3 separate regions of the Homo sapiens genome follow, and regions 1 and 2 are each linked to region 3. The links are chromatin loops, found by intact Hi-C in ENCODE. Cell type or tissue: PC-9. All regions are shown on one strand. Each heading gives the region's core, and the rest is flanking DNA. Links, peaks and the distances in the headings are about the cores only.

Region 1 (11,347 bases), core at 3,586-8,585, 450 kb before region 3:
TCTAATTGCCTCCATGTTAAGAAATAAATCTCTTACTTTGTTTATTTGTTAATAATAATTGTGTGCTAAGTAAGAGAAAGTGGCTTCTGACCAAAAGCTAAGGATCTCTCCTGAAGACAATGTATGGTTTTTTGCTGTGAAGATTTAAGCCAGAAGCTTCAGTTGTGCAGAAGCCATTTTGTTTATTTCCTAGTCCTCAAATCTCTTCTCAGGTTGAGATTAGAAAGGCAGAAACTTCTATGTAAGTAAATAGATACTAAAAACATTTTGAAAATATTTTCAAGTAAAATGACTACTGAAGTCAATTTTACAATATGCAACTGATCTAAAAGTGTATTTGACATCTAGCTTTTTTAATGCTACTGTACTTACTACATTTAGAAATGTTAACGGGAAGACAAGGTTTAATCAAATATTTTCATTAGACCTACATCTCAACCAAGAAGATTTTGTTGCTGTTACCCTTCACATGTGCCTTAGAATATGAAAATAATAAAGTAATAATTTCAGATGAAAAGCAAAGTGACAAATACTTTAAGCATAGCACTTAAAAGCTCTGTTGGGTAGGAAAGTCCAGTATTTTTAAAAAGCCATATTTTTATGCAATATTAAAACAAGAAATTTTCAATGATAGTTGCTTAAAATGTCTGCTATACACATAGGATTCAAAAGAGGCACCCCCGACTGTTTTCCATTCATATGAATGGGAAGTACATGGGTAAATTACCGCCTGCAGTGCAGGATAGTGGACGTTGTACACAGCTGTTACTGTAGCCCTGTAATTATGCAAGTATCCTTCCACTGTTATACAATTAGAAGGACCTGTCTTTCTTTCTTGCATTAGGCAATGTTTTTGTTGGTGTCAAGAGCACTGAGCTATCTGTACATGTTCGGTTGTTTGTGTCTGAGTTGAATATAACTGGTACATTACAAGCAGTTCATTTTTAAAATCATGTTTTAAAAATTTGAAAAAATTCTATCATAATAAGAAAGCTTATCTTATTCCAGCTAACTTATTAAATAATTTTTAAAAATTTCTTCCCAGTAATCGACTCTGTTGCACCCTTGTATTTTGTCAACATGGAATGTAGATAATATCAAACATTCTGCATAATCTTTCAGTATCATAAGTAGATCAGAGGACAGAAGTAAAAGTGTAAACACAGTCATTAAATATTTTGTCTGTTACCGTTGTAATTTAAAACACAGATTTTAAAAATCTAGAGGTAACCTTTAAAAATGGAAATTTGTTAAGATCATTGAGGGATGGAGATTTCATTGAAACTTAGATTATATAAAACAAATTATGACTTGCCAAAAAAAAAATGAAACCTTGTAAAAATTTACATATAACAGAAGGCATGTAATCAAAAAGATAAATGTTTTTTACTTGACTCAGATACTCAGCAACAGTTGCGTATGGTGCCTGAACCATGAATTTACGGGTCACTTTTACAAAAGGAGCAAAGTTGGGTGGGTGGGTGGTTATATAAAACTGTTTTCAGTAACACTGACATGTATATTAATGGCTAGCAATGTATTTCTAGTTTAGATCCTAAATACAAATCTTAATTTCTAATTTTACTAATTATACACTAGCATTCATTTCCCAAGGTTAAATAAAGACTAAATTGAAGGTCACATGGAAAACTAAGAAGAGTCACTTTTTTTAACTTTTTAAAAATTTTTTATTATTTTGTTTTGTTTTGTTTTTTGAGACAGAGTCTTACTCTGTTGCCCAGGCTAGAGTGCAGCGATGTCATCTTGGCTCACTGCAACCTCCGCCTTCCGGGTTCATTCAATTCTCCTGCCTCAGCCTCCTGAGTAGCTGGAATTACAGGTGCCCACCACCACACCTGGCTAATTTGTGTATTTTTGGTAGATATGGAGTTTCGCCATGTCAGCCAGGCTAGTCTCAAACTCCTGACCTCGAGTGGTCTTCCCACCTAGGCCTCCCAAAGTGCTAGGATTACAGGCATGAGCCACTATGCCTGGCTAAGAATGCCAACAACCAGGTTATTAAGGATTTGAACTTAGCATATCATTAGAAGAGACTAAATTTCAAAACAAATTCAATATCACATGCTAATAAAACTCCTATTTATCATTCATTCCAATCAGTTAATGATCAGATGGCATCAATACGTCAATATTATTTATACTTCCCAGATTTCTTAATAAGTATGCAGGAAAGAACACCCAGAATTATGACAAGTCCACAAAAATCTAACAATGCATTATTATATTTTAAGAGGCTTATCCCTTTAGGTTTATGTTTTCACTAAAATTACATTAACTTTTACATAGGAGAAAAATAATTTCAAAAACACTAGAAAATTCAAGCTGTTTTAGCTTATTAATTTGGTAAAACAATAATAAACCCTACAAAATTGTTGTTTAAAATGATGCTCCTTTGACTGATATTAAAATGCTTTTGTATAATATTTCAGAGAAGAGTACCTGAGATTTAGGATGTAGGACATTTTCAATCTCGTTCGAATTTCACTTTCAATGTCTGCCTTAAAAAAAAAAACAAATGGTTGCTAATGTCATAATGACGTTTAAACTCTGCTATATATTGAACACAGTGTCGGGAGTACTCGTAAATGCTTTGCATACAGTATCTGACTTAATCCCCGTAACAACCAAATAAAACAAATATTTTGTATCCCAATTTGTCAGATGAAGACTGTGGCTCAAAGACCTTAAGTAATTTGTACTAATTAGTGGCTGAGATGGAATTACAAACAATGTCTCTCTGTCTTCAGTTATAATCCGTTATGCTGCTACAATATAATATCTACTTAAAGCCTACTCCAAGCTGGCTTTGGTTGAAATTGAGTCACATAACTTTCCCTAAAAAGACACAGTCTTTCCATTGGCCAGGCGTAAATCACTGCCTACCTCCAGAGTTGGAATGGAATCAACACCACCAGAACTGCAAGGGGCTCAGAAAGAAAAATACGTGATTCCTTCTAAAGCAGCACTGTCTAGTAGAAATATAATGTGAGCTGCATATGTAATTTTAAATATTTTAGTAGCCACGTCAAAAAGGCAAGAAGAATTAGGTAAAATTAATAAATTAATTAAAATATATTTTGGCCAGGCGCGTTGGCTCACGCCTGTAATCCCAGCACTTTGGGAGGCCGAGGCGGGCAGATCACAAGGTCAGGAGAAGGAGATCATCCTGGCTAACACGGTGAAACCCCATCTCTACTAAAAATACAAAAAATTAGCTGGGCGTGCTGGCGGGCACCTGTAGTCCCAGCTACTCGGGAGGCTGAGGCAGGAGAATGGTGTGAACCAGGGAAGCGGAGCTGGCAGTGAGCTGAGATTGTGCCACTGCACTCTAGCCTGGGCGACAGAGCGAGACTCCGTCTCGAAAAGAAAAAAAAAAAAAAATTATATATATATATATATATATATATATATATATATATATATATATATATTTTATGTAACCCAGTATATCCAAAATAGTATCTTTTCAATCTTTTTAATATAGATAATTATTAATAAATGAGATATTTTGCATTTTCTTTATATTTAAAGTAAGTTTTCAAAATTCAGTGTATATACACTTTCGTCACATCATAATTCAATTAGAAATTCTGTTCCTCAATTGCACCTTATGTCAACTGTTTAATGTCATATGTGCCTAGTGGCCACAATATTGGACAGCAGAACTCTGGAGTCTGGAAGGCACTTGAAATGTAATGTTATCGGAAGAAAAATAAACGCCATTAGTTCACAAGACAACACACTATGGCTTCCTAAATGGTTTCCCTGTTTTCTGTCTTTGAACATTCTGATCATATCAGTAAGACCAACCATATGACCAACAAGTTAAGCAATACAGACTATAATTTAAATCTTTTTATCAGTTTGTCTCAATTTAGTTTTCAACTTAGTGTCTAAGTTCTGACCCAGCCTGAGAGTTTTCATTACTGCACTGCCGCATGTTGCTTAGTCAACCCTGCAGGACTGGGTGTCATTTGGAAGGGGTGATATTCTCCCAGGGAACATTTAGAAACTTGCGGGGGCATTTTTACTGACTTGCTGACTTGAGTTTGCTATTGTCATTTAATGGGCAAGGAACAGAGATGCTAAATATCCTGTCAAGGATAGGAAAACCTTTTTTTTTTTTTTTTTTTTTTTTCAGTGGAGTCTTGCTCTGTCGCCAGGCTGGAGTGCTGGAGTGCAGTTGCATGATCTCCACTCACTGCAACCTCTGCCTCATGGGTTCAAGCGATTCTCCTGCCTCAGCCTCCCGAGTAGCTGGGACTGCAAGCACATGCCACCACGCCTGGCTAATTTTTGTAGAGACAGGGTTTCACCATGTTGGCCAGGATGGTCTCCATCTCTTGACCTTGTGATCTGCCCACCTCAGCCTCCCAAATGCTGGGATTACAGGTGTGAGCCACAGCGCCCGGCCCAAGAAGACATTTTCTAACCAAAATGCCAATAGTTGCTCCAGCTAAGAAATACGCGAGCTCTCCAGAAAAAGGAAAAAGAGCCAAGATGTGTACAGTTTGCTAATTTTCATGGTGTAAATTCTCGCATTATGGCTAATTTCAGGCAACCAACCTGAAATTTTTTAAAAATGGATATAAAGTATTTTTAAAAATTCCTTTTTTTGGTGTAAAATTAGGGCTCCTAATGCCAAAAAACATGTTTGAAAAATATATTATAGTCACTTTTACTTAAATCATTAAAAAGTTAGCATATATAACAAATTCATAGTAAAGATTAACTTTATCTGATAAGGGAACTGCGAGCTGGAAAAAAATTAAAAGTTGACTTTAGAATATTATTTAATGTTTTATTTTTTATGAAGAGATAAAGAGAGTACAATAATGTAATAGTTACGTGTGCATATATATATATACATTATGTGTGTATATATACAATTTTAACAAAAATTTAAAAGCACTGACAACTGTGATTCTATTTGAGAGGGAGACAGAAATTATAATCTCACATGGGAGTTGTATTATCCTTAGTTTACTTGTATCTACTTGAAGAAACAGGGAAAACATGCTTCCCATTGAAATACATATATTTTTCTATCCCAAACTGTCAATTTTGAACTTAAATATTTAACTTATAAATTACTATTTTATCCTATATTCTTTCTGAACCTTAAATCCCATATAAACTTTGAAAATATAAAATATCCAAATACCCTACATTGAAAGAACTTCTTAGTTGATTTAAGAAAATCATGTAACTTTGAAAAAATTTTTGTTTTAATACTTTGTATCCTTGTTGTCTAAAGATTTCAAACTTTTAAAAGGCCAGGTACATAGTTTCATGATTTTAACCTAAAATTGAAGTATAACTCTACATTTTTGCATTCATGGTAATATATAATGAAAAAGATTAATGAAAAACACTTGAAAAGGTAAAATTTCTGAATTTAATGAGAAACCAAGCCAACGTATATTTGGAAACTATTATCTCTGGATTAAATATAAGTTTATTGGATATTTATATCAATTTAGAAATACATACATGTATTGAAATACTAATAAACTGGCATAGAATTTTTTCTCTAAGAAATTACATCTCCCAAGTATGTATAAGGAGGCTGATATTTATTGCCAGTACTGTCATAATAAAACAAATGTGCTTTTCATTTTAGGGAAGCATTGTTATCAAGAAAAAAATAAACAGGGCTTATACTATGAAAAATACTTTCATAGAGAAACCAAAAACATGACATCATATCGCCCCCTATTGTTTATAATGGGGTATGCATCAGAAATAGTTTCCAAATTGTATACAAATAAATGGACATTTTGGTAACTAGTGGTGACTTTCAGAGTAGACACAAACATTAAAAAAAAAAAAAAGAAACTGGGTTCTTAAGAGGGCACTTCCAAAGAGTTTAAGATTTACAACTTGAATAATTTGCCCACTGAAAAGGAAAATTTCTAAGAGCTCCAGAAGATACAAAGTAAAACCCAATTGAGTGACAGTAACAGAAAATTTAATTTAATGTGTATTTTGAATTAATATGCTTAAATATTTTCTATCTTATGAAAATAATTACCCCAACAGACACCATACATGCCCATATAAAATGGGTATCATATAACATAACCCAAACATTCAAGCACCATATAAAAATACCCCAAAATACAATCTCTCCCAGAGGAAAGCAGGTGTGATAGACGGACTAGCCACATGATGGCAATATTTCACCATGTAGATGCAGATAAACCAGCATTTGAGAGTGAGAATCTCCTTGAGTTAAAGAAAGTGCTTAAAATATGAAGTAAATAAAGGTCTATCTTCTGAAGTAAATATTACCTAAACCCCTACCAACTATCTCCATTTTAGTATGAATCAATATGCCCTTTACAATTTTATTTGGTGGCTATGTTAATTTTCACATATAATCTACTCTACATGCAATGCATACATTATTTCAACCTTTTAAAACATTCTATTAAATTTAAATTTTCAATATGTGAGGAATATGATGACCCTCCCCCTCAGAACAGTTATGTATTATTGAATACTATGTTGCAGACCTGAGCTACCTCCCTAATCTATTCCAAACCTAAGGCCTCTCCCTCAATCAGTCCCCCAAACCCCTTCCTAGTAGGAGAACCCGACACACACCTTCTGGACTCCACAGCTGTTCCTGCCATCCAAATGGCAAATAGCCCTAGGGTTTGTGGGAATCTGATTATCCTTTAATGGAAATGCCTAGAGTGGGGAAATAAGACATTCTCATTCTCCTGACAGCTGGGCCCAAAGTGGCTTTCTAAGAGAATCTTCAATTGTCTATGATATTGATGACAATTAAACAATTGGGTCCACAACATTTGAAAGAACCAAGAGGTAATATTTGATTAATTACTGTGATAAAGATAAAAGCAAGTGACTATTTTTCTACCATGTAATATCTTCATGTTATATCTGTAACTTTATATGTAGTGAAAGTTAACTCATTTTCTGAAGTATTCTCATATATGCACTATTTATTCATTCACTGACTTATAAGGTGATAAGGGTGATAACTTCTCTACATATTAGCATACAATCCAGATCAAAGATGCTATCTTCTTAGAAATTAACTTATGTCATTGTATCATTCTGCGATCAGAGGGCAAGGTCTCAGCCCTCTCACATATGGGTACCCTGCATCATGAGGAAATTCATTCAAGACAAATTCTAAGTTCTTTTTACAAACCCACCACTACTGAAAGAGAAAGCCTCACACCACATTTCAAAAACTAACCAATAGCAATATTTTGGCTAAAAAAAAAACATGTTCCATCATTCAGAAATCAGTTGGAAAGCAATGAGTATAAAATACACACACACACACACACACACACACACACACAAATACATAAAATTAGGACTACATTACAGTTTGCATGACTAACGTTCAAGAGGACGTAATAATAAATATGCATTTCAAGGAAATCAGTTAGACATGAAAAATGATTAACCACATAACAAGTAACAGGTACTCTGAACATCATAGTCATATATATAGATGTGTGTGTTTGTGTGTGTGTATAAATATATATATTTGATATTACAGAGCAAAGATGAAAGAAAATATACTGAGTTATTCATAAACATTTTTGTACACTGATTCCACTTGTACTCAAGATCCCAAAACCTGTGCACCCCCAAAGCAGATGAAGCCGTTATAGTACAGAAATTCAAACTTGATAGAATACTGCTATATATATTTACAAAATAAAGATATATTTTCTTGTTTCACTGATGTTACAGAATATTTCTAAAAATACATTTATTTCATAAGAAAAAAATGTGTCATTAGAAATTTTCTTTTAATTTACAGCTAACCAAGAATTTTAGGATGCTTGATCAGTGTTGTTCCATAGATCAGTGATCTGAGGAATCATTAGTAACCGTAATTTACACGCAGGACGACTGAGATGTAAAAAAGCCAAGGAGTAAGTTGTGTCCTGCTGACTTGTTGTAGAGAGAAGAGGGGAAAAGGATTGTAAAAATTTTGTACAGGGGAATTTTGTTTCTTGGCAATAAGAAGCTCATACACACAAACATGGGTATTCTCATCCTTTACTAATAATATATATGGGTATAGAAATAATTATGGATTAAATTATTTCATTTACCATTTAACTGTAAAAGATGAAATGTTAATGACAAGTTACTAGCAAAGTATTTTATACTATTTATATCTTATAAAAATAGTTATTACTTGCATCTTTAATTTTATTCCACAGAACTTCTCTGAAATATCAAAACAAATGTTTTTGTCCTCATAGCACATTCTTCTTCCCACTAGGTGGCTCTGTTCTGAAAATTTCTCCTCTTAATTTTAAAATTATGAATATTTATAGTTTCTGTTTTTAATTGTATAGATACTTTTTATTAAACACACATTTACATTGTGCTAGGCACTTAACTAAATGCTTTATTAGTGTATCTAAAGAAAAAGCAAAAAAAAGTAAGTAAAAAATAATTTAAGTATTTATTTTAGTGTAATAAATATTAGCTACCTGTTCTTGGACACTTACATATCAGGGATCCGAACTTTTGCCCTAATTATAGATCTGTTAGGATAATTTCAGCTACATTTTACACAGAAGTCAGTTCAAAATGGCCTAAACAAAAAGGAAATTTGGGGCCTATATATTAGATAGTCTAGGGTTGAATAATCTGTCTGTTCTACTCTGTCATTAAGTACCAGCTCTTTTGGTGTCACCATTCTGCCATTAGCAGCTTCAGTTTAAGGCAGTTCCAAGCCGCATGGCTTTAAGATAGTTACCAGCACCAACCAAAGCCACATATTTTCTTGTTCCTAACTAGTTCAAGAGAAAGAAAACACCTCTGCCCTAACAACACACCAAAATTTCATTCTATTGGACTAACTTGGCCAATTTGGTTATATGCCCAGTAATGTCACCAGGGGAATGCAATGCACTGGCTGCCATATACCTAAGTTTCTGAAAACTGACAAGAGGAGCAGGAATTTCAGGATTTCCTGGGAACCCTCAAGTATCTCCTGTTGGATTTGGGGACAATTTGGTAAGTCGCATGACACCTACATGTATGTGAGGAATGCACAGATGTTGGGAAGTCAACCACAATCTCAACTCCCTCACTGAATAAATACACCATCCAACCTAAATTACTTAACATTCATACCTAATATTTACCATCCCAACTCTGAGTCAATATGTTTTTGTTTCGTTTTAAAAAGACTTCCCTTTGAAGTCTTTTGAGGGTTTGTTTTTTTCCGCAACAAAAAGTTACCTTCAACTCCTGAGCATACTTTTTTATAATATAGACATAGCTAAAATCCACATCCCTTTGAAAAAATGAACATGAAGAAAATATTTCACTTTCAAAGTAGCAAATATTCTTAGCTCTGGTATATGTGTACACTATGTATTTTTTGATACATAGCGTATACATACATTATGTACTTTCTGATAATTTAGACATAAAATCAATTACCTATTCTAGTTAAACTTTCTTGTGCCTTACCCTAGACTGTGTCGAATAAGGCTAGTTTCTAACAGTGCATTTAAAGATAATAAAGAGCCCACTTGAGGTAAACATGCATTTTGAGGGGCATTGTATACAGGGTTTGAGGTCCAACAGGTTCAGACATTTGCATGTAATGAACACTGGTCATGCTGTTTTAATTTTTTTTATTCTTCCATTGCATCTACTATTTCTTCACATAATATTTGCCTCAAAAATAGTTAACTAAAGTTTTTAAATCAAATATTTACTTATCACAGTCATGATTACACTTAGAGCAGATTCATATTCTAATTACATTTTTTTCAGTTGTTTTAGATTTATTTCATTATGCAAATTTAAGATCAAGATGATGCTGATCACTTCACAAAAGAAAAAATGCTATACAAATTATTTTAAAAAGAGAAGGATGCTTATTCTACAAATTAAATTACTTACTCTGCTGAATTATCAAAGAACTCCTATTTTCTAATCCCCAGTGAGAGTGATTTTTAATTTTTTACCATTTTGTTGTAATTTACTTTGCATTTTTAATTTATGTGCTTTTTCATACATACCACAAGGGTATATAAAGTCTTGACTTTTTTAAGTTATAGACATTATGTATTTCCCATCAATAGTTAAATTGACGATCAGGCATTTTCCATCTCTCTCTACTCTGTTAACTCTAGGATGTGTGTTTCACGTACAATAAGGAAAGTCTCCATGTCATTCTGCTCAAATCTGTATTACCTTTCATTGGTTCTTTTACATAAGGAGAACATCTGGCTTTATCACCATTCAAATGCATGAAGTACTCTTTTGGATGCTTATTCTTAAAGGTGGCTGAGTGGTCAAGTGCTGGCAGTCTGGTAGTTTACCAAAGGTCTGTGGTCTAGTCTGCTGTGATGGCTGTCGAAATTTGTCCAGAGCTGTTCAACCATCAGGCCTGCAATTCCTGCACCTTTACTATCAGTTGAAACTCCAAAGCTGAGAACAAAAGAGGATACTTCTTCCCATGTTTAAAAGAGAGATCAGAGAAGCTGTGTTGGACTTGCTAAATGATGACCCTAAAATAGTCAGACACCTTAGCCCACCACCTACCACAAGGCTGTATAAGAGGCAGAGGGGAGAGTGATTCTTGGATGACTTTGAGAGAACAGGTTTTTGGAGAGAATTGTCAGAGACCCCTGCTATTTTCCAGCTCTATAGAAAGGGGGGAAATGTGCTTCCTAGTCACCTCAAAACAACAAGAGAGCTTCAACCCTATCACTTGGAAAACTTGATCTCAGATTCTGGGAGTTCATGGGTTGCTAGAGTCAGTGCCTGATTCTCAACTGGAAATGTGTGAAAATTAAAAATGCAACAGGAGGCATCTTGATATATAAATGATGGGTGTGAGATGGGCAAGCATGTGTATGTATACTCCTTATAAGCCACATTGACCCAGGGAGGTCCCCAAGTAGCGGGACATGAAATGTTTGCAAAAAGGATCCAGCAGAAAGCAAAAAGAAGTTTGACCTATTATAAAATAAATGAATTCAAGGAGAGTCTAAGTCATCAGGAATAGAATAACTTTTCTATTTTCTGTGTGGTTATGCAACCAATAATATTTAGTTAGACTTATTGTATTTTGAGTTTGGCTTTTCAGCATTGAATCTTTTAAATTTAAATTAGTGTTACAGTCATGGAAACAAGTAGATGATTGAAAAGCCAAATCTACAAAACAAAATATATTCAATGACATCTAGCTGATATCCTGTCCCTTCTGTCCTGCTCCTGCACTCTGTTTCCTCTTCTCCTATAGGTAACTATTATTTTGTGGTTGCATTTGAATACACACCCATAATATATATGACAT
Region 2 (11,347 bases), core at 4,015-9,014, 410 kb after region 3:
AAACCAATTTGCCTGATACTGTTATGTAGTACTTTTGGTTACATAAATATTCAGTGTGCAAATTTCATGACAATATAAATGTTTTTGTCATCTGAGTTATATAAAACACTACGATTTTTATGTCCTCCACTATTTTTGGTTTTCCTGGAATTATTGATGTTTCTGTTTTCTGTTTTCTTACTTTTCTAAGTATTTCTCATCAATGTAAATTTTTCATCATTTATCTAATTCTACTCTGTAGGCATACAGACATGTAACGCACTATGTAAATTACATCATCTTTGGAGGTATCCTTCAGTGCCTTCTGATGTCCTCCACTTTGGGCTGGTTGCCTTTGTACTACCCTACTGGCCCCTTTCAACATTACCCTGTGGGTAGCTTTGTCTTTTCTATGATTTTGGATCTCCTGTTTATTATGTCTCTACGTTTTCTTGGTTTATTCTCCTTCTTAGGTGGAACACAATCTTCAGAGGCACCCTGAGATAAGATGGGTGCTGAAAACGCACTTATTCTCCACTCACACTCAATAGATAGTTGGAGTGGACATAGAATTCTTCATTGGACATTACTATCCTTCATGATGTTGAGACATTCGTCCATTGTTTGTAGCTTTTGTGTTGCCCTTAAGAAATACGATGCATTCGGATTCCTGATCTTTTGTTTATATCCTTTATTTTTTTTCCTCTAACCCTTTAAAAGCTGCTAGGATAATGCTATTCAGAGTGTTTGGAAATTGCAAACATTCAGTTGTCTCACGTCATCCAGTATGGAGTATTTAATGAATATGTTTACCATGAAAACTCATGTCTCAGTTTATTTACCTCCCTCCAATGTTTATGATCTCTTTCTTTCTGTAACTCCTATTATTCAAATATTAGACTGAATGGCTTGTCGTCTAATTTTCTTGTCTTCTGTATTATATGGCTATTTTACTTTTACATTATTTTCAGGGAAGCCTCCTTAACATTATTTCCAAAAGTTCTATTAATTTAAAAAATCTCTAGAATCAGTTTTTAATTTTCAAGAGTGTTTCTTTTTTCCTAAATGTTCTCTTTCATAGCACAGTAAGGCTATTGATTTGGTTTTTGATTTTGCCCATTGCTGACTTTGTTTGTAGGACATCCTTTTATTTTCTTTTCCTCCTATTCCTCTTTCTCTGTCTCATCCTCCTTTTCTTCCTTCTCTCCTCTTTTGATTCTCCTTCTCCTCCTCCCCTTCTTCCCTTTCCACTCCTTCTCCTACTTTTTCTCTTTCTTCTTCTCCTCCTCAGGTTTTGACTAGTCATTTACCATTTGTTCATTTGCTCTCTAGCTTATAAAAATCTGTGTGTTATTATCTCCTCTTTTTTTGTGGATTTATTTCTTCAAAAATTCTTTTACTTTTTTTGTATTGAGTATTGGGGAGAAAGTCAAATATTTGCTTATTTGTTATGTTTGTCTAGAACAAATACTGCTATATATTTTATGATGAAAACATGTCGACTTTGGAATAATAACTACAAAAATCTATACTATGTTATTTAAAAAATATCCCCGGCAGATTTCTTTGTTTTACCCATTTTAGTTTTATTTACAAGTATACTAAATATTTTCTGAGTCTCATAATAAAACAAGAGATGTTTCCAAAAAACCAACACATTTAATCTCTTAGAAGTGAATGTTTATTTTTAAATAATATCAACAATATCCAAATTTTGTCCCCAAATTTATGAAGACTATAAATCCTTGACTTCTTCATTTAAAGACACTTACTAGACATGTTCTCTGTTCCGGGTCCTGTACTAGGTTCTGAGAAATAGAAAGATGAGTCAGGACAGTCTCCTGTTAAGAAACTGCAGGACTGAACAGAGAATTCTGGAGATAATTTTTATGTTGAAAAAGTTACAATCCAAAGGAAGTTGATTAATATATCCAGGGTCACATATTTACTGAGCTGGGGTTGTGATTTGGGGCCCATTTGATTTATCTATTACAAATATGTTGTGGCTTCATCTATTGTATATATGTGTGTGGTCTTGTGGTGGTGCCAGTATGTTTGGTAATACAGCGGTGTTCGTTTTGGCTGTTCTAAGGCTGTGCTTTGATTCATGATCCCACATAGCCTAGGAACTAACGGTGCACATGAAGAAGTCAGTCTGCCTAGATTTGATTCCTGTGTAATTATAAGCCCTGTGGTGCCTCGATTTGTTTCTGTGTAAATGGGGATGATGATAGCAGTTAGTTGATAGGGGTATAGTGAATATTACAAGCATTAATATATTTAAGGGGTTTGGGAAAAATACTTGGCAATGGAAAACACTGCTCAAGTTTTAGCTATTATTATGGCCTGAGTTGTGCCAGCTTGCCTCCCTCAAATTCATATGTTGAAACCCTAACACTCAATGTGACTACATTTAGAAATGGGGCCTTTAGGGAGGTAATTAAGGTGAAATGGGGTCCTGAGGATGGGGCCCTAATCCAATAGGGCTTTTGTCATTAAAAGAGGAGGAAGAAGCCAGATGCAGTGCCTCACACGTGTAATCCCAGCACTTTGGGAGGCCGAGGCAGGCAGATCACCTGAGATCAGGAGTTTGAGACCAGCCTGGCAAATATGGTGAAACCCCGTCTCTACTAAAAATACAAAAATTAGCTGGGCATGGTGATGGATGCCTGTAATCCCAACTACTCGGGAGGCTGAGGCAGCAGAAACACATGAACCCTGGAGGCAGAGGTTGCAGTGAGCCGAGATCAAGCCACTGTACTCCAGCCTGGGTGACACAGTGAGACTCTGTCTCAAAAAATAAGAAAAATAAAGAGGAGGAAGAGACACCAGAGAGCTTGTTTGCTCTCTCCGTTCTCAGAAAGAAGTCGTATGAGGACACAGTGAGCAGGTGGCTATGTACAAGCCAGGAAGGGAGGCCTCTTTAGAAACCAACCCTGACCACTCCTTGACCTTGAGATTCTAGCCTCCGGAACAATAAGAAAATAAATTCCTGTTGTTTAAGCAATGCAGTCAGTGGTATTTTGTTATGGCAGCCCAAGCAGACTAATACAGCTGTCATTATTTGCCTACTGACTTGCACTGGATGTTCTTACTTGCTGCTCATCATCTCTTCCATCTGTGATAGTGGTCCTTTTGTGACTCCGGTGTCATCCTATCCTCATCAATGATACAGATTTACTTAAAGCATTTAGCTAGATTTTTAGAATCCAAAGAGTTATTAGACATTGTCTGAGTTCTTAAATTTAATATTTATTAAATTGGTCAACTGACAATTTTAGGGATTGTTTTCCTAGGTCCAAAAAATATTCAGGGAGGAAATGGGTCTTGAAGTATAACTCTAAGGAGTTATTGAAATAAAGGAGTAAAAATACTCAATATGGTCAGGTGCGGTAGTTCACGCCTGTATTCCTAGCACTTTGGGAGGCCAAAGCAGGCGGATTGCTAGAGCCTAAGAGTTTGAGACTAGCGTGGGCCACATAGCTAGACCTCATCTGTACAAAAAAATACAAAACTTAGCCGGATGTGGTGTCACACAACTGTAGTCTCAGATACTTGGGAGGTTGAGGTGGGAGGATCACCTGAGCCCAGGAAGTCGAGACTGTAGTGAGCTGTGATTCTGTCACTACACTCCAGCCTGGAAAACGGAGTAACACTCTGTCTTGGAAAAATAATAAATAATAAAGCAGAAATTGAGTGAGAAAATCTTAAAAGTTGGGAAAGTAGTGTCACTTTCTACCTGTGTCCTTGGACAAGCCACTTAACCTTGCTCAGTTTCAGTTTTTTTATCTGTGAAAGGCAAGGATATTAATAGTGCTTGATGAGTTGTCCATTTAAAAATTTCAAAATAATTGTCAAATAATATTTATGAATATTATTTGAAGATGTTTATCATGTATTTGAGGTAAAACCAATAAAGCAAAAATAGAGGGAGATCAGAAAAATGTTGGGGAGGAAGAGTCGGGTTAAATTTCGGAGAACCCTATGGGTCAGAAGTTTCAGGGTTCATTCTATTGGCACTGAGGAAATCTTGAGTTTGTAAGCATGGACATGGTATGGTTTTAGGAAAATTCATCTGCAATCTTACAGCAGAATATTTTTAGGCAGTGAGAAAGTAGATACATACAAATTAGCAATGTTTTACAATATTCTAAGAGAAAGAGGAGATAGATTAGTTTTATGGTAATTATACTAGGAATATAAGAAAGAAATACTATAAACATAGTAGCTTCAGGTTTGACCGCTAAATAGATGTGAGAAAGTGGTCAGAATCAAGTATGATTATGAGATTTTTGAGCCTACCCTAGTATCAAAGAAAATAATGAATAATTTGTATTGCAGAGACAAATATGTTATTTTCATTTGAAGTAATTGTGTGTGTGTGTGTGTGTGTGTGTGTGTGTGTGTGTGTAATATGCAAATGGAGATACTTCAGCTATAGCTGACCATGAAGCTCAATGAAAACACCTAAGAGTGAATTGTACAGCTGCTTGACAACAGAAAAAAAGACTTTTAGAACATTACTGGTTAAGATGACAAGAATATAATTTTTTGGTTGCTTAATCACTTAAGCAATGAAAATTTGAGTCTAGTCAGATGTGGTCAGTAAAGCTTAAAATTAATCAGGTATGGTGGTGCTCATCTGTACAGCCCCAGCTACTCTAGAGGCTGAGGTGGGAGGAGCGAGCCTTGAGCACAGGATGTAGAGGCTGCAGTGAGCTGTAATTGCATCACTGCAGTCCAGCCTGGGCAACAGAGTGAGACCCTGTCTTCCAAAGGTGTCTACCTTTTTAAAAGGTAGTCACCTAAGACACTTCCAATTATAAAGACTTTATTGTTATGACAGCTTCAAACACAGGTGGATTAAAACAAATCTGTGTGTTAAATAGTCTTACATAAAACACAGAAAATTTAATCTTTTCTAAAATTTATATTAGTAGACTTCATTGTTCTTCATGTTTCTCAATTTAATTTTTCGATGGCTGGATTCAACAGAAATTTTGTCACTTGGGTAGTAAGTGGAAGGGACTATTACTTCAACTTCATCAAAGTGCAGTAGAGTAACTATCTGTCACACCAGCAAAGATAGATTTTCCAAAAGAAAATATTGAATACTTTGAGAACTAGTTATAGCTAACATTTTTTAAGTGATTACAAACTAAGATGCTGGATTTTTAAAAAATTGAGTAATTTACCCACCATGACAACAACAGATGATATTAACATCTTTATGGATGAGAAAAGCTAGTTTTATTGTTTTAAATCAATAATTCTTAATCCCAGCATTTTGGGAGGCCAAGGAGGGCAGATCACGAGGTCAGGAGTTCAAGACCTCGTTGAACTCCAGTTCAGCCAGTTCAGCCTGGCCAACATAGTGAAACCCCATCCCTACTAAAAACACAAAAAATTAGCAGGGCATGGTGGCGGGTGCCTGTAATCCCAGCTCCTCCAGAGGCTGAGGCAGGAGAATCCGTTGAACCTGGGACGGGGAGGTTTGAGTGAGCCTAGATCACACCATTGCACCCCAGCCCAACCGACAGTTCAAGACTTCATCTCAAAATAAATAAATAAATGCAAACAAAATAATAATGATAATTCTTGAACTTTGGTATATAACAAAATCACTTAGAAGAAGGTCTGGCCTTCTTTGCATTTTTACCAAGTCCCACAGGTGCTTCTGAATGCCACCCAAGTTTTAGAAGCACTGGCTAATAGTGCTTCTGGCTAATATGCTAATAACTTACACTTTTAACTAACATGCTCTACAGTTTCCAACTATATCTGCTCTTTCAAATCACTAGGATATTTATATAGTTTCTAAAACAAATATCTAAATCACTCCTTCCTCCTTTGAACAAAATGTACTAATGGTCTCTCATCATTTAGGTTTTTAGTTAACTCTATTATAAAGAAGTTTGCTATCGATGTTAGATAAAAATGTAACAAATATATGTTGTATTTTGATGAATTGTCACTGTAAGTTTTCTTATAGAAAAAGGATGAAAGTATTGTAGAAGTCATTCCTATATTGGAAGTGGTGTTTAAGTCAGTGAATTGCCAGATGCCTGCAAACTGTCGTGTCTACAGACCTGTGAGACTATGCACGGCCTCTCCAAAGCTTGAAATACAATACAATGAACCTTGAATAATGTCCTGCCCTTAAACACTGGACATTCAAATAATTTGCACTATTAAGAGTATAAAATAAAGATAAACATTAGCATTAGTAGTTTAACATAAAAACAATCTACTATACTGCTTTTCTGAATGGGTTTTTCAAACGAGATTTTAGGTTTCTATAGAAGCAGGAGTTTCAGCCCTCAAACTTGAGCCAACTAATTTTCTGATGAGACACTAACAACAACTACAAATGTAGTTAAAATTTTCTCTTTCTGGCCAGAAGGAATTTTTCCTGTATTTGGAGAAGAAAATGATGTTCAGCTTGTGGACGATTCTGAAAAGGCTCTGAGTAATGCTTAGGGACACATGACTGTAGCACCCCCTGCTGATGACTTCTGGGATTAAAGTTCATGTGATACTGGTTTCAGCTCCATGATTCCTCAAGTCATTTCACTTTGCTGGTGAGACAGAAAAGTAATGTTATCTCAACTTGTCTTATTCAACAATTAAATTCTATTAGTTTTACATTGAAATTCTAAATCCTAAGATTTATTGGGTTATTGATAATTTTTATCACCTGTTGGTAATCTATTCATTTCATTCATCCATTCAGCAAACACTGAGTGCCCACTCTCTGGCTGTTGATGTTTTAGTTGTATGAGATATAGCTGTTAACAAAACGAACTTACTTCCTTCATGGGGTTTACATACTGGGGTGGAGTGGGGGAAGAGAGGGTTAAAGATAGAGAAAGAGGGAGGAAGGGAGAGAAACAGGGAGGAAGGGAGAGGGAGAGGGAGAAACAGAGGAAGAGGGAGAAAGAGGGAGAGGGAAGGAGAGAGGAAGAGAGAGAAGTTGATATACAGCATGTCAGATGATGATAAGCATTATGGAGATATTAAAAAGAAACAAGGTAAGAAGAAAAGCAAATGCAGGTGAGGATTGAGAAATTCTTTTTTTTTTTTTTTTTTTACAAGATGGTCTTCATTTTATGAGATTTTTCTTCCCACACATTGAAATAATTCACTAAAAACAAGCAGTCCTCCCTCAGCAATTAGAGTAATAATAAGTCCCAATCAGAAGTCAAGCACAGAGGGGAGGCAGTGTTAGTCATGGGAGGCAGATCTGTTAACGGAGGGACAAGGCATATTTTTGGAGAAACTTTTATATTCAAAATCTAACAATCTTTACCTAGCATCAGTACTAAATTTGAAGAAGTACATGAGACCAAGTTCCTTTGTTCTATTTATTGTTTCAAAATCTGAATTGTTTGTCACTTACAGAGCAAGGAGAACAGAGCACTGTAAGAATGATCTCAAGGTCTTTGTGATCATTGTTACAAGGTCACAGCTGTTTGCACATTGTATTTCAAAATCTGAAAGTATGTTATCACAATCCCATTCTTAACATGAACACATCTACCCAATGGGTGGGGAAGGACTTTAGCTGTTTCTCTGTTCCAGTCCCCTGCCCTAGGACCACCCAGCTGGCAAGGGCCACATCCTGACCATCTCTTGTGGTCAGAGCACAGGGTGACCACATTTATGGAGCTCAAATGAGCCAAGTCTCAAAGCAATGGAATGAACAATTTGTTTCCACTTATGTTAAACCAGGGAAGAAAAAAAATCATTGAATACATTAAATAACATAGGTCAATAGAAAGAAATGTATTTCAAAAAGGATAGTCTGTTGCGAACACAAGATGACAGCCATAGCTTAGGACGTTGACTGCCTTCAGTTCCCCTGTCTGCTCTCCCTATCAGTGCTACACCCAGGGTCAAACCCAACTCTAGATCAATCAAGGGTCTGCCTTTTCAACATCTACACCCATGCTGCTATGTATGCTCAAGAAAAATCACACACTTTTATGGGATTAGAAAGTGACAAACGTATGATCCTCAAAATAGCCTGGAAAATTCTCATTGTGTTTCTAGTCAATTCCATCTCCTATTTTTAACTTTGGCTTCTCTTCTCAACTGCTGACCTTATCACAACCCTTCCCTCAGGAGAAGAGCTAACTTTTTATTGCAGGCAGAAAAGAGAAAATACCTGATTGTTATTCCCTAAGCATCCTATCACCTATAAAGGTATCTGCATCTACTTAATCCTTCCTAATTCCTTCCTACTTTAGTGGGAAAGGTCTTCTCCTTGCTGTTCAAGGATGATCCTTTCTCAAGTATTCCCGTATTCTCAGTGACATGGCACCATCCTTCATCTATTCATCTCTTCATTCCCTTTGCCTACTGGCTTCTAAGGCTCTATGAAAATAATAAGTCAGTGGGCTTTGGAGAAAACCTGTAGAGAGTTCCTCTCAAACTCAATTTCCTCATTTGTCAAATGGGGATCAGAGCTCCTCTCTTACAGTGTCTTTGTAAGGATTAAGTGATGCAATATAAAAATCACTTGGAGCACAGCAAATATTCCAGAAACCCGACAGTTTGTGTTACTCCTGTTGCAGTGTACTACCAATTTATTTGTAATAGTCCTTTACAAAGCACGTTTACATGCCTTTCCAATTCTATCCTTACAAAAGCTTATAATATAAGCAGGACAGATCTAGAAATTGATTCAAAGTAATAAATTTTCTTTCTCAAGGTCACGGAGCTAGGTGGTGGTGGATTTAGGACTCAAAATAAGATTTTCTGAATCCTGCCTGCTTCATTGCTTGTGCACCTACATTTACTGCCTTTTTAGTTTTTGAATCCTTATGGGAAGTATGCTATCAGTTGTGGATTTGGACTCATTTGAACTCAGGAGCTAATGAACTGCTTTTGTTATAAAATAAAATTGTATTTCTCTGTGCAGATATCATTTGTGTTTTTCTTTGTATCGTGGATTACTTACAAGTTTGATGTTCTTTATGTATGCAAAGTGGGATAGGCATTAAGTGCATTACCTGAAGCAAAGACTACAGCTGTGTGAGGTTGATGAAACTACAATAGATTTCACAAAGTGCTTTTTGTGAACAAAATTCTAAACACTTATGACAAAGTCTATATAACATATGGTCTAGCATCCATTTAAATTTGCAAATGTAAAACATGCACAAAGAGGAAATATGTGAGTTTTATTTTCTTTCTCAGTCTTTTTTAATAGACTCCAGGTTTAAAGGAATTTGGGGAATTAAGTTAGTTCAGTTTGCTATTTTCAAGATTATATATGGGTCACCTGAATTTCAAGATACTTCATAGCTTGTGTTAACAACTTACGTCAGTATGAAATAACTTTATGGACATGGTTTCTTTATTTCGTTTGGGGGAGACAGAACTGTATATTTCTTGACCTTCTAAAAAACTGAGATAACAAATGAATACTCAGGAATATGTGTCATGGTACTGGCATAAATTAATGTTAGAGAGCAGAATTCAAAGAATTCTGGGAGGGTTAGGATTGCTACGGTTGAAGAAAACTGCCTTACATAAGATCATGCCTGATCGTAAGGGCAGCCCACATCCAGTGGCCAATAAATGGAATTGTATAAAGGCTTGGCCTTCTTGCCTCAATTCACAACTGCTCTGAAGGATGTCAAAGAGAAATACTTAATAGCACTAGACGCTTATTAAAAGTGGCAAGGCTGATTTATTCAGCCTTCTGCAGTAGGAAAGAGACACTCCATTAAAAACTATGCTCACTTCCAACTAAGACAAAATTAACTAGGAGAAAATAGAGAGAACAAAAAAGGGCTATAAGGAAGTAAAATAAAGTAACTAAAGGGGACTGGGGGCTATGGGGAAGTGAAAAAATATGTGATGGGGGATAAGTGGAAAATTATTGAAAATCATTTGGCAATGTACATTGGGACAATGTGCACTTTGTTACATTTTCTTGAGCAAAGACTCAGCCTAGGGGCTGGTGCCACCTCTAGAAATACCACCTAGGGGAGGTAGGAGTCAGGCTAAAGTTTGGCCAAGTCTCTCAGCACTGTGTTCAGGCAGGTCCTTTGTGCCACCTGGAAGTTCACAGTCCACAAGGTGCACACCTTTGAGACTACAATGACATCCAACTTCTCCCTCTGCTCAATCAATCCTCCATCCATTCTCCAATCTTCACAGGTACAGATCCCAAGAGCTCTAATGAACATCCTGTATGCTAGACTCCAGCTGAGGCGGTTTCTCAGGTCCTCCAGCTTCTTATGTTTCTCATAATTATAACCCATGGGCATTTCATACATTTGAAATGGAAGATTCTTTTTTCTCTCTGCAGACATCTTGCTAATTAAGTAAAAGATTACTATAGCCTTGGAACACGTGTCAGCTATAGGATTGTAGCACTTCCTTTCTGCTAAAAAGATGTGGTTCCTTTTGGCTGACACATTTTAAGTCATTTGTGGGTAAATTTCTACACATTCTATGCTTGACTTTTTGTATGTGTGTTTTTTTATTACTGAAATGATATATTATATTCCTAAATAACAGAAATGGATCAATTGTTCAAAGGCCATCCACTAAATCATAAATATAGAGACATAGTAACATAAATGCTACAACTCAAACAACATTATAAATATAATCTACTACCTTTTAAGTACAGAATAAATTACATGGGTATAGCATGTAAATCTGACATGGTGTTTTTACACAAGCAGTCATAAAAGTTGCCAACAGGAAGGAGAACTGTATATAATAGAATTGGATTTTACTGGACCAATAAAGTGATTCATCTACCTCTATTCTTTGGAACATTGTTTGTATTGAAAATTTGTTGAATAGCATCAAGAAACCAATGAAGCTATCACATATTTTTAAAACAAAGCACAGTGATCTCGCTAGTCAACCAAATTAGATGTATTTTTTTTAGAATAAGTGAAAAATATTGCTTTCTTTCATGCAATTGATCAATTTAGTTGCTAAAAATAAAGACTCAAAGTTCTAGTTCTTGAAAAAGAAATATTTAAAAACAAATGCAAGGTTATATAGCCTCAGAAAGAAAGCAGTAGAAGCAATTTTCAGAATTTGTTTTATTAAATAGTATTGACGAGCATCAAATAATACCAACTCATACAATGTCCAAAAGTAATAACTCTCTCAGACAGATAATCTTATGGTGGGACAAATCCTTGAAATGCAGAGACTGAATGAGCTCGTGGCACTTATGTGAAACACGTGAGAGAGAGGTGGTCTATGAGATTTTGTTTTATTATGAGAACCCCATGGTACAGAAGAAGTGGTGTTTTAATTTAGGTGATGATTACTTGGTGAGCCGTAATGAAACCTGGATACAGTGTGCTCACATTGGCACTAAAGTACAATT
Region 3 (11,347 bases), core at 2,416-7,415:
GCTTGCAAGAACACAATCTAAAAGTGTGTTTCAATTGAGTATCTCTCTAGTAGAATAGGAGTTCATCCTGAAAAGCTGTGACTCATTAACCCAGTAAACATATACAAAGTAAGCTTAAAACACTATAAACATGAGATAAGGGAAAATGAATCCAGAGTTCTCATATTAATAGGTAGTGAAACAATAAGGCTTTTTAGAGCAGACTTTGTTGGCATAAAATAACCTGGCTTCTATCCCTAACCCTTTCCTACCTTTCCTCTCCGTCAACATGTCCTCATACTGAAGACAAACTTGTTTCAATGATAGTCTTCATTTTTAAAAACAAAAAGGCAGGCAGACAGAAATAATGATGTTTTCTTGCACTAAGAAGGTACTACTTGTACACATATATCAAAACCTCATTCTGCAAAGTTTTTGAAGGTTTCAATGGGAAATTTGATTTTATTACAAAATAAAACATTTTTTAATGTTAAAGTTTATATATTCCATGCTTGTTTTCTCATTCACTGGCATGGATGATCAGGAGCTGCCTATATATGAAGGCAGAATCAGACTATCAGGAAAGGAGCTGGCCAGGGCCACAGCCAGTCAAGATCTCTGAGCAACTTAGAGACATTGGTGTCATTATATGAAGCTTGCATTTAATACATTTATACATAATACATTTGTACATTTAATTCATAACGTCTCTTGGTCACAGATGCCTTATATATAAAATAAGTTGCCAGATCTCTAAGATTGCCTAGTACACCTTTGTATCTCATTTGATGTGATACCCAGAAGAGATCATTGTTTTTTGTTTTTGTTTTTGTTTTTTTCAAGAAGATCCTTCGTGATCACCATGCTGTTCTCATGGTAAGAACTGGAGTTATGTTTTTAAATTTGGAAATATGACATTTTATGTAGCACTTTATAAAAAGTGAAAGCGACAAATTCCACCGCTGCTTAATACTGCTTTGCTTCTTTTTATTGACATGATAGATAAATATGTATCTACACAGAGTAATAATAATAAAACACAGTAAACATTCTATTTCTCTATGGTCTACAGCATGCCAGTAAATAATATGTAGGACCAATAATAAATTATCAATTACACATTTTTGTGTTAACTAATTAAAAGCATAGTGTATAAGTGAGTACACTCTAATTAACTTGCTTCTGTTGCACTTTAGTTTTCTACCTGCATATGGACTGCATTTTTTTTTTTTAACACAGTCAGTATGTAGAATGGGATGTATTCTTCTGCTGCTGCTTATTAAATAAAGAAAGCCTGAGTGTTCTTAGATGGGGTTATTCTGAGATGAGGGTCTTAGCCTACAGTTCTTTTTGAAATGAAAGGTGCTTTGTTTTTTAATTATATTCATCTTTTCAGGGTAAATTTGTTTTTCTGAGTTTCTCGTAATGCTCATTTTTACATGCTGCTACTAGCTTTTTTTTTTAAAAAAAGTAAAAGTTGCTGCTTTCTAAAATATTAATTGCCTTATATTTGAAAGTGCCATTGCAATCGTAAGTAGACTATGTATTTCCTATAATGATGTCTGATATTTAAATAGGAAATCAGACAAACAATATTCAGAAAGTTTAAGCATATAAACTTTTTATTTTTAACTTGCCTAAATCCCTGTATTCCAAAACCTGCTGCATCATAATAAATATATCTATATATATTTAGCATAAGACGTGATATTTTTAATTTCTTTTTTAAAAAATTATATTTGTCTCTTAGAGTTAAAATTTTCTTTATATAATATTGTCATATGTCATAGTTTTAATACAATTCACATGATTTCTATGTTTCTTAATGATATTTTGTTGTGTAAAATTGATCGGATTGATTAAAAAACAAATTCTCTGGAATTTGTGCGTTCATGCTTTTTCGTATTCTTTATGGCTTTTAAATAAATATACAATGGTTAATAGTAAAACACTGTTTTATTTTTTGACTTTGAATCTTCAAATACTTTTTTCACAGGGATTTTGAAGTAATTTTTATTGATTATTAGGTTTATTCAAGGCCCTTGCTTTCTAATATAAATTTTAAATTATTTTTAATTTATATATTTAATATATATTTAATTTATATATTTTTAATTATATATATTTATATATAATATATATAATTTATATATAATATATATTATATATATTTTTATAATATATAAAAATATAATTTATATATTTTTAATTTAATAAATTTTAAATTATTAAAGTCAGCCGGGCACGGTGGCTCACACCTGTAATCCCAGCACTTTGGGAGGCCGAGGCGGGCGGATCACGAGGTCAGGAGATCGAGACCACGGTGAAACCCCGTCTCTACTAAAAAAAATACAAAAAAAAATTAGCCGGGCGCGGTGGCGGGCGCCTGTAGTTCCAGCTACTCGGGAGGCTGAGGCAGGAGAATGGCGTGAACGCAGGAGGCGGAGCTTGCAGTGAGCCGAGATCGCGCCACTGCACTCCAGCCTGGGCGACAGAGCAAGACTCCGTCTCAAAAAAAAAAAAAAAAAAAAAAAAAAAAAAAAAATATATATATATATATATATATATATATATATATAAAAAGTCATTTCTGTAGTGTTGCTTAGTGGTAACTAGCTTTCTTATATGACCAAGTTATTTGTAAATGCTTATTTCTAATCCTCCTAAGATACATTTAAATTTCAAGTATAATTTCAATGTCAGTATATCATGAAGGAAAATTGCTAGAATTTGTAACCATCAGTGAAGAATGCATTTTAAACATTTTTTCTAAATGACCATTTTTTCCAGAAATTATACAAAAATCAGGTTACAAGACTTATTTTTTCTGACCAACTAGATATTAAATCAAATTCAGGTATAGAATAATCAGAGTGATTCTAGAGTATGGTATATTGATCCTGTTGGAGCAGCTGGCTGCTTTTCAGTCTTTTTTTCCCCCAGTGTTCAAGGTCGGATTTAATTTATATTGAAAGAAGCAAGCTTGGAAAACCCATAAGAAGTCTGGATTTAATAAACTAATATCAAACTCATCTGTTTGGCTAGTGATAGCTAATGTTAAAAATGGATCTTTTTCCATAACTTCACAGAATGCATTTCCCATTTTCCTCTAGGCCTCTTAAATTGTAAATCTCAAAAAAGAGAAAAGCAGAGTGATACACTCCAAATCAGTCCAAGTGAGGCAGAATAATATACTATGTGATAATACTTGGCATGGTTAATAATAGCACATGGTAGGTATTTACTCAGTGTCTGCTAAATGAATTAAAATATAGTAAGTAGATATATATTTGAAATATTTGCTATAGTTGTCAGTAAAACTTCTTGTCATCCTTACCACTATTTCATTCCATCAATACTTTACTGAACATTTACTAAATTCAGACACTGAGCTATTTCTTAAGGCAGAGAGAAATACAAAGGTTAAAATATATAATTAATACTCTCAGGGGCTCACAGGCTAGTGGGCAAGATAGACTTTTAACTTCTTTTTTTTTTTTAGACAAAATCTAGCTCTTGTCCCCCAGGCTGGAGTGCAATGGTGCAATCTCAGCTCACTGCAACCTCCGCCTCCCGAGTTCAAGCGATTCTCCTGCCTCAGCCTCCTGAGTAGCTGGTATTACAAGGGCCCGCCCCACGCCCGGCTAATTTTTGTATTTTTAGTACAGACAGGGTTTCACCATGTTGGCCAGGCTGGTCTTGAACTCCTGACCTCAGGTGGTCTGCCCACTTCAGCCTCCCAAAGTGTTGGGATTACAGGCGTGAGCCACCGCACCGGGCCAGGATAGACTTTAAAACAAACAAAACACACATTTTTTAGGACAACAATGAACACATACTCAGTGGAATGTTGGCACACTCAATAAAGGCCATGTCATTAGCACCATCTCAAGTGCTGCATAATATATTTTTGTCCCATTTAATGAGACAGTTAAGGCAGGCTGTGCCATATGTCCAGCGGAACTTCCTGTTCCTGCTGGAGGTAAGTAAGATGCACTTTATAGCTATGTCTGCAAGCTGAATGCATGGTGGGTGTAACTGAAAATGTCAGTCTTTCTAATTTCATCAAGCAAAGCAGGGATCGATTGCTTATTATGGTAAACCATGAGTACAGGGCAGTGTCTGGTATATCTAAGATGCTCAATAAATATTGGTGAATGAATGAAAAAAATTCAAATATGTGTATGACACGGTGCTAGGTGTTCAAGAAGATAGAAAGGAACATGCAGTCTATCCCTCAGCAAGGATAAAGCAAGTAGATAAATAATTGTAGCACAAAGCTAAGTAATTATTACATAAAATAGTGTTTTTTTTTTTAAATGTGTATTACTGGATTCTCACAACTGTATCATGAGGTAAACATCAATCTCATTTTTCAGAGGAAGAGTAAACCTCATCAAGAGGTGATAGTACCAAGAAGATGAAATGCTATAAGGAGTCCCTGCTATAATTGTAATGAAAGAAAACCAAAGGGTTGGATAAAAGGTGAGATACACGAAATCTCCTAGAGCTAGAGGAGCTACTTCCACCTAGCGGTGGAACTTAGTTAATGCAAGAATTTCTAGAGCTGCGCAGTCTCAAGGTTCCAACCAGAAATCTGATGAGGCCAATCGTTGTAATCCTGTGTCCCAGCTGCCCAGAGCAGGTTCGTGGTGAGTGTTCACTAGTGTGTGTAATGAGGGTGGGGAAGGTGCTAGAGCTGGGGAGATGGTAATGCCTTTGCACATAGTATCTAAACAAAAAACTTAAATTGCAAATTCTGAAAACATGTACTGCCATTAGCTAGCTTAATAGTTGCCTATTACATTTCTTGCCGTTCTTACTTGTACTGCTCCTCAGCAAAGAAGCCAGTTGTGAAATCATGTAATTTGGGGATATATAATTGCTATCTTTACCCAAAGATTTAATTCTAGGCCAGATGTTGGACATTCATCTGGGGCACATGGAGAAAAAGCAACCTAATCATGAGATAGGTGGGATGATGCAACTACCTATAATAACAATAGTGAAAATGATGAAGACTATAAAACCAGCCAGCTCTATTTAATGCTTCCTACAAACCAGACGCTGTTCTAGTTCTAAAGACTTTCCATATATTAACCCATTTAATTCTCATAACCCTATGAGTTAGATTACTATAATGATTCCCATTTTACAAAATAGAAAATGAAGATTTAGGTATCTTGCACAAGGCCACTCAGCTAGCTGTATATCCACAAAGCCGTTATGTGACTGCCCAAAGCACTGAGAAGCAAAAAGAATAAAGCTGGAGGCATTACATAACCTGACTTCAAATTATATTACAAAGCTGTAGTAACCAAAACATCATAGTACCGGTATAAACATCCAGAGGCTACACTCCAAATTTTTATGCCCTGTTTTTCTTTCATCTCTGTGTAATATTTGGTTTCTTTGTCTGTTAACCCAGAAATACAGGGAAACAGAAATAGAGGAGAAAGGTGGCATGCTACTTCATGTGTTTTAAAATTTAGGACTATGACCGGGAAACGCAAGAGACTCAGAAGTCTTGTCTGAGGGTAGCTGTCTCCAGAGAGGCTTACCTTTGCTCCTATTGGTGCCTCAGTGGTGTTGCCAGCTGATGACCATTTTTTTATATTATTTCTTCAGTTTGGTGTTTCCCAAGTCATGTATGTATTTCAAATATGAACCCCTAAATGATGTGGACATATCCTGGTTTATGAATTCTCAGGGAACAAATTTTCCCTACCTGTAGCAGAGGTCAAAACAATCAAGCTTTCTCTTAATTTCTATTTGCCAATTTTTCTATCTCACTTTTTACACTGGAGTGTGTCCCTTTGAGACTTTCCACTTTACTGGGGGTCTCTCTTCTAATATCAACCCTTGCCTAAGCCCAAGACCTCACTTCCAGCCTCATGGTGGTGGGTAAAATCAAAGCCCCTTCCTAATAAACGTTGGTGACTCCTTCCATTTGAGAAGCCAAAGAAAATGCCAGACTAAGCTTAATAGTCAGACGTTTCCAATTTTTCTTTATTTTTAACTTCTGCTAAAATCTTGTACTCTCCCAAAATCTACACTTTGCATCTAAAAGCCCTTTGGTTATATTTCAGCCACACTTTATATATTCTATGGAAAGAGGGGTTTTAAGATTATCTAATTTGCAACATTGCTAGCAATGTGAGTGACCTATTTTTTTAAACTGCACATGATTTTTATGTGAAATATTCAGAGGAAAATTCTTTAACATAAATATAATCATATAATATTGAAACTTGCAACTTATTACTATTTGTTATACCTAACTTACAACTAAATATTTTCTCTTTGAGATGAGTTATCTATCATCATATTATTGAGTTCCAGATTCTCTTAAAATGTTTAATATTTCTAGTACTACTGTTAAGTAAAAGACATTTATTTAAAATTGTGTCAGCTCTTCTATGACCCAGGCTTAGGCAAATTTATTTTAGGAAATTATAGGAGCAATCTTTTCCTTAAACAGTTTTGAAAACATGTTGCTCAAATTGTCTTAGTTAACAATCACTAAACATAGTTTACATGAGTTTTAACTTTTTTCATTATAACAGATAAAAGATAACATAGTTAGAAATCAAACCATTTTAAAACCTCTTGATTTTACAGAAATAAACAAGTAGAGAGTGCCAGGGAGAAGCAAGTAGAGTGACAAAATATTTATCTCGCTTTGCTGCCTTTCCCCGCTCCATGTCAGAAAGCTGAATAAAACAAGCTACAATAGGGGGCAGCACCAGCTCATGGATTTTTTTGTTAAACTATGCTCATTTTTTAATCCAAGAATTTATCAGTACCAATCTATAAATTTTAATGAATAGTATCAGTGGATTTTAAAATCAGAAGAAGTGTTAAGGACCATCTGCTCTACATTCTAATATACAAATGAAGGAAGTGGGAGAGGCCCAGATTATGTGTCTAAAATTACATTGAGAATTAACTAGTAATCAAACCAGAACTAAAAACACAGATCGCCATTTTTATTCCAGTTTCCGTGCCGCCACAGCAAAAATTTAGCAGAGATTTAAAACATTTTAAAGCAACATCTTTCATAACATTGAGATTTTAAGCATGAAAAAAATAAAACCCAGTTTCAAATTATTCTAATGTTCAAAATCTTTTTTAAGCACATACTCATGGTGTCTACCTCAATAAATCAGATTAATTTCAGAGGTTTTCTAACTATAAAGGAGAAATGAAATTACTATGTTATAAAAACAACAACAAAACATTTAAAATGTGTATGTCCTAGGTAACATAGAGTATTTTTTATTTATTCCTCCACTCACACACTGATATACCTTTATCTTCTTCCGTAGTCACCATGCACATCTGAGTTCAATTTCTTTATTAAAATATGTATTTTTACATTTTTTGTTAAAAACTATTAATTGATAGATTTTCCTGCTTTGAAGGGATGTAATTGATAGTTAAAATGAGAATGTCAGATGGGCACAGACAGAATCAAGCCATTATTTGAATAGGAAAAGGAAAATATGGCTAATGGGCATGGAATACAATCTGCCCACATATGACCCAGGCTGCCTACTGGCCTGATAGATGACATCGAATGGACAATATGGCTGGGGATGTGGGGATATTTTTTCAAAAGTCTGGCAAATCAGATGACAGCCATGAAGATTTTTCCTGGCCATGTTCAGGGTTCATTTTATTCCTTTGAATTACTTAGATATTACTGTTTTTTTCTAATATTTATAACATTTCTATTTTTTTTTCTGTTTGTTGTGTTTGTGTATCTCTCTTAATTCTATATGGCTTTATGCATTTCTGTTTACAGAGTAGTCATGCTACCTGTTTGAGTTACAATCAGAGGGCCTGCCTGGACATAGAAATCAGGGAGAGATTATATCGTTTACTTCAATGATAGCTCTGTAACTTTCAAAAGGAAACTATGTTTATATTGCTGGTATTTTGAGAGATTACTTTGTCAGTGAAATCCATTGAGAAATAGGTATCGGAGGAAAACAGAAATCATTTTTATCCTGATAAGGCTGTTATAAGGATATGCCATATATTCTGGCAACAATAGGTTTGCAGAATGATATAGAATCAGTTACCCTCCCTGTCTCAGGCAGAGGTGGAAAAACAGAGGGGTTCCTGGTAGAGGCTTGTCTCTCTAATACTACCCCATGGAGTAGGTAGGACTATGTGTGCCCTTCAGACAGGCTGCCTCCCCAAAGAGAGGCAAAAAGAAGGAATTGAACTACTCATGCTCAGTTTTTTCTTTCAGAGGGCAGAGAATGGCCAGGAGTGTTCTGTAATGTCACTATCTCACATGGGAATGTCAGGAGTGGGGAATGATTGTGGGAGAGGTGTGCTTGTCTGTTGAAGTCTTCCCTAATGTTATAGCTTCTGATTTCATTGATTCACATTGAAGCCTGGAATAAACACAGTATTTCCTTTCAGCTAGGTGTAGAAACATGGCAAAGTTCTGGCCCATTAAAAGTGAAGTGTGGCAACTTCTTTAAAAGATAAGTGGTGTGTATCTTTTGCTGCTATTTATTCTTTCCTGCTTCTTGTGGACTCCAGTGTCAATGTGAAGGCTGGCAGCAAAACACCTTTCTTGGACCATGAGCTGATCTTGGGAATGTGAACCATGAATAGTAGAACAACACGATAGAAGAAACTTGGGTTGCTGAGGATTTCTCAGATAAAGTAATGTTACCACAGAGCTGCCATATGATTCCTAGACTGTTTTCACTTAAGGAATAAAATGTTTAAATAAAATTTTTTGGAGGGGCCTCTCTTATCTGCATCTAAACCCAATAATAAAATACTTATCTCCCAACATACAAGCTTTTAAAATATGTAAGCCCTAAGTCAGATGTTCATTTTAAAAAATGTATCTAAGGGTTGATAAATTTAACCTAATTGATTGTTACAATTTTTCTATCTATGACACATTCTTTTCAGAGTATAAGCATATAATTCTCCATATTTTGGTAAATGATTAAAAATTTTGGTAAATGATTAAAAATAATTAAAAAGTTAAAAATAGATCAAGGTTTTAATAGCAGATACCTCTAGAAAGTAGATTTTGGGAGTTCATATTTATTTTAGATTTTTCCACATTGCTTGAATTTATAAGAAAAATATTAATTTCATAATTTAAAAAATTAAACTTTTTGAGATATATTATAACTAGAAATGACATTTCTATACCTGGAAAGGCCATGGGATGCCATTTTTAGGCTACAATTTAGGGCTCTCTAATGAAGAAACATTAAAATTTACTGAAAACTTTATACTAATAGCAATACAAGGGTCTTGCCTGTAGACATTGATTTAATTGTTCTTGGTGGGATCTGGGCATGGGTATACTTAAAAGTTCCCCAGATGTTTGTTACATGTAGGGAAAGTTAAGAAGCACTGGACATCAGTCACCAGCTCCTCACTGTTGTACATGAGTCACCTGGAATACTTTGAAAAAAAATCCCACACCCTGGCAGAATTCCAGAGCCACTGCACTGGCATCTGGAGTTCTTCAGGTGATTCTAATGTCGAGACAAGTTTGGGAACAGCTGTTACTGCCTGAAAGCCTCCAGGAAACTTTCCCTCAATTTGCATGTAAGCCAATAAAATAAACTCTCTTGCTTTTATCTGTGTTTTTAGCCAAGTTGCTAGATAAAATACAGGTTCCTATTAAATGTAAATTTCAGACATCAATTTTTAGTAAAAGAATGTCATATTTTTAAGACACACAGAATTTAAGACACACAGAAAAATTATTCATTGTTTATCTGAATGTCCTTGAATGCGATCAAATTTAATTGGGGTGGGTACTTCCTGTATTTCCCAATATTTTTATGTGTCAAATCTGGCAACCCTACAAACAAAACACAGCAGTACTCTAAAAATCACTAAAGATCAATGTAAATTTTCTCTGTATGTAAAGGAGTGTTAAGGAGACTGAACACTGAGGAGAAAGCAAAGAGGAATCACCTTGCTAATGCCCAGTAATACCTCCTAGAAGTCTTCATTCATCTCCTTTCCTGAATAGTCTTAAGCTTTATTATAACAACTGGCTTAGTTTCTTTGCTGTATGCCCTCACTCAACTCAATAAGTAGGCAACTCCCAAACTCCACTTTTATTACTTCCATCCCTACCCTCACACCTTCCTCCTTTTGATCAATTCAACCTATTACAGTTTTTGCTAATATTTTTTTCCTGAACCACTCAAAAAGGTTGCAAAGCAAGAAAATGCACATATAGACTAGCTGGTATAGGTTTGCAGAACTATTGTGACCCCTTTTCCATGTATCATACCACTTTTATTGATGTGGAAATGTAAGCTTTAGAGGATAGTGAAATTCAAGTAAATTTATCTCCTATGCAGAAGCTCTTTAGTTTAATTAGATCCCATTTGTCAATTTTGGCTTTTGTTGCCATTGCTTTTGGTGTTTTAGACATGAAGTCCTTGCTCATGCCTATGTCCTGAATGGTATTGCCTAGGTTTTCTTCTAGGGTTTTTATGGTTTTAGGTCTAACATGTGAGTCTTTAATCCATCTTGAATTAATTTTTGTATAAGGAGTAAGGAAGGGATCCAGTTTCAGCTTTCTACATATGGCTAGCCAGTTTTCTCAGCACCATTTATTAAATAGGGAATCCTTTCCCCATTTCTTGTGGTTTTCAGGTTTGTCAAAGATCAGATGGTCGTAGATACGTGGCATTATTTCTGAGGGCTCTGTTCTGTTCCATTGATCTATATCTCTGTTTTGGTACCAGTACCATGCGGTTTTGGTTACTGTAGCCTTGTAGTATAGTTTGAAGTCAGGTAGCGTGATGCCTCCGGCTTTGTTCTTTTGGCTTAGGATTGACTTGGTGATGCGGGCTCTGTTTTGGTTCCATATGAACTTTAAAGTCGTTTTTTCCAATTCTTTGAAGAAAGTCATTGGTAGCTTGATGGGGATGGCATTGAATCTACAAATTACCTTGGGCAGTATGGCCATTTTCACGATGTTGATTCTTCCTACCCATGAGCATGGAATGTTCTTCCATTTGTTTGTATCCTCTTTTATTTCCTTGAGCAGTGGTTTGTAGTTCTCTTTGAAGAGGTCCTTCACATCCCTTGTAAGTTGGATTCCTAGGTAAGAGCTTCTGCACAGCAAAAGAAACTACCATCAGAGTGAACAGGCAACCTACAAAATGGGAGAAAATGTTCGCAACCTACTCATCTGACAAAGGGCTAATATCCAGAATCTGCAATGAACTCAAACAAATTTACAAGAAAAAAAACAAACAACCCCATCAAAAAGTGGGCAAAGGATATGAACAGACACTTCTCAAAAGAAGACATTTATGCAGCCAAAAGACACAGGAAAAAATGCTCATCATCA

Evidence for each region. A loop is a pair of places that touch in the nucleus more often than their neighbours do. Peaks named below come from ENCODE experiments on the same cell type or tissue, not always from the same donor. Only the 100,000 strongest peaks of a DNase experiment are listed, where the experiment ranks them.
Region 1: it touches region 3 in a loop (6-fold over the local background); 10 of 110 quality-filtered maps call a loop at or near these places.
Region 2: a loop joins it to region 3, with 13 times the contacts of the local background. A loop is called at or near these places in 25 of 110 quality-filtered maps.

Annotation. Positions count from the first base shown.
Region 1 is chr3:146,635,875-146,647,221 of GRCh38, reverse strand. No RefSeq gene overlaps it. Among named protein-coding and RNA genes, the nearest start is that of PLSCR5, 36 kb to the right of the region's middle. In PC-9, for the core only: CTCF peaks have their summits at 5,693 (motif pointing left), 5,896, 6,151 (motif pointing right) and 8,269 (motif pointing right); no DNase peak of the experiment used is centred there.
Region 2 is chr3:145,772,099-145,783,445 of GRCh38, reverse strand. No RefSeq gene overlaps it. Among named protein-coding and RNA genes, the nearest start is that of LNCSRLR, 290 kb to the left of the region's middle. In PC-9, for the core only: a CTCF peak has its summit at 6,505 (motif pointing left); no DNase peak of the experiment used is centred there.
Region 3 is chr3:146,182,916-146,194,262 of GRCh38, reverse strand. LOC105374145 (a long non-coding RNA gene) reads left to right here and starts at 3,725. Exons shown (of 2, transcript XR_001740949.2): 1 at 3,725-4,464. It overlaps PLSCR4 (phospholipid scramblase 4), which reads left to right. Exons shown (of 9, transcript NM_020353.3): 9 at 1-1,928. In PC-9, for the core only: CTCF peaks have their summits at 4,311, 4,513 (motif pointing left), 6,518 and 6,720 (motif pointing right); a DNase peak (open chromatin) is centred at 4,522.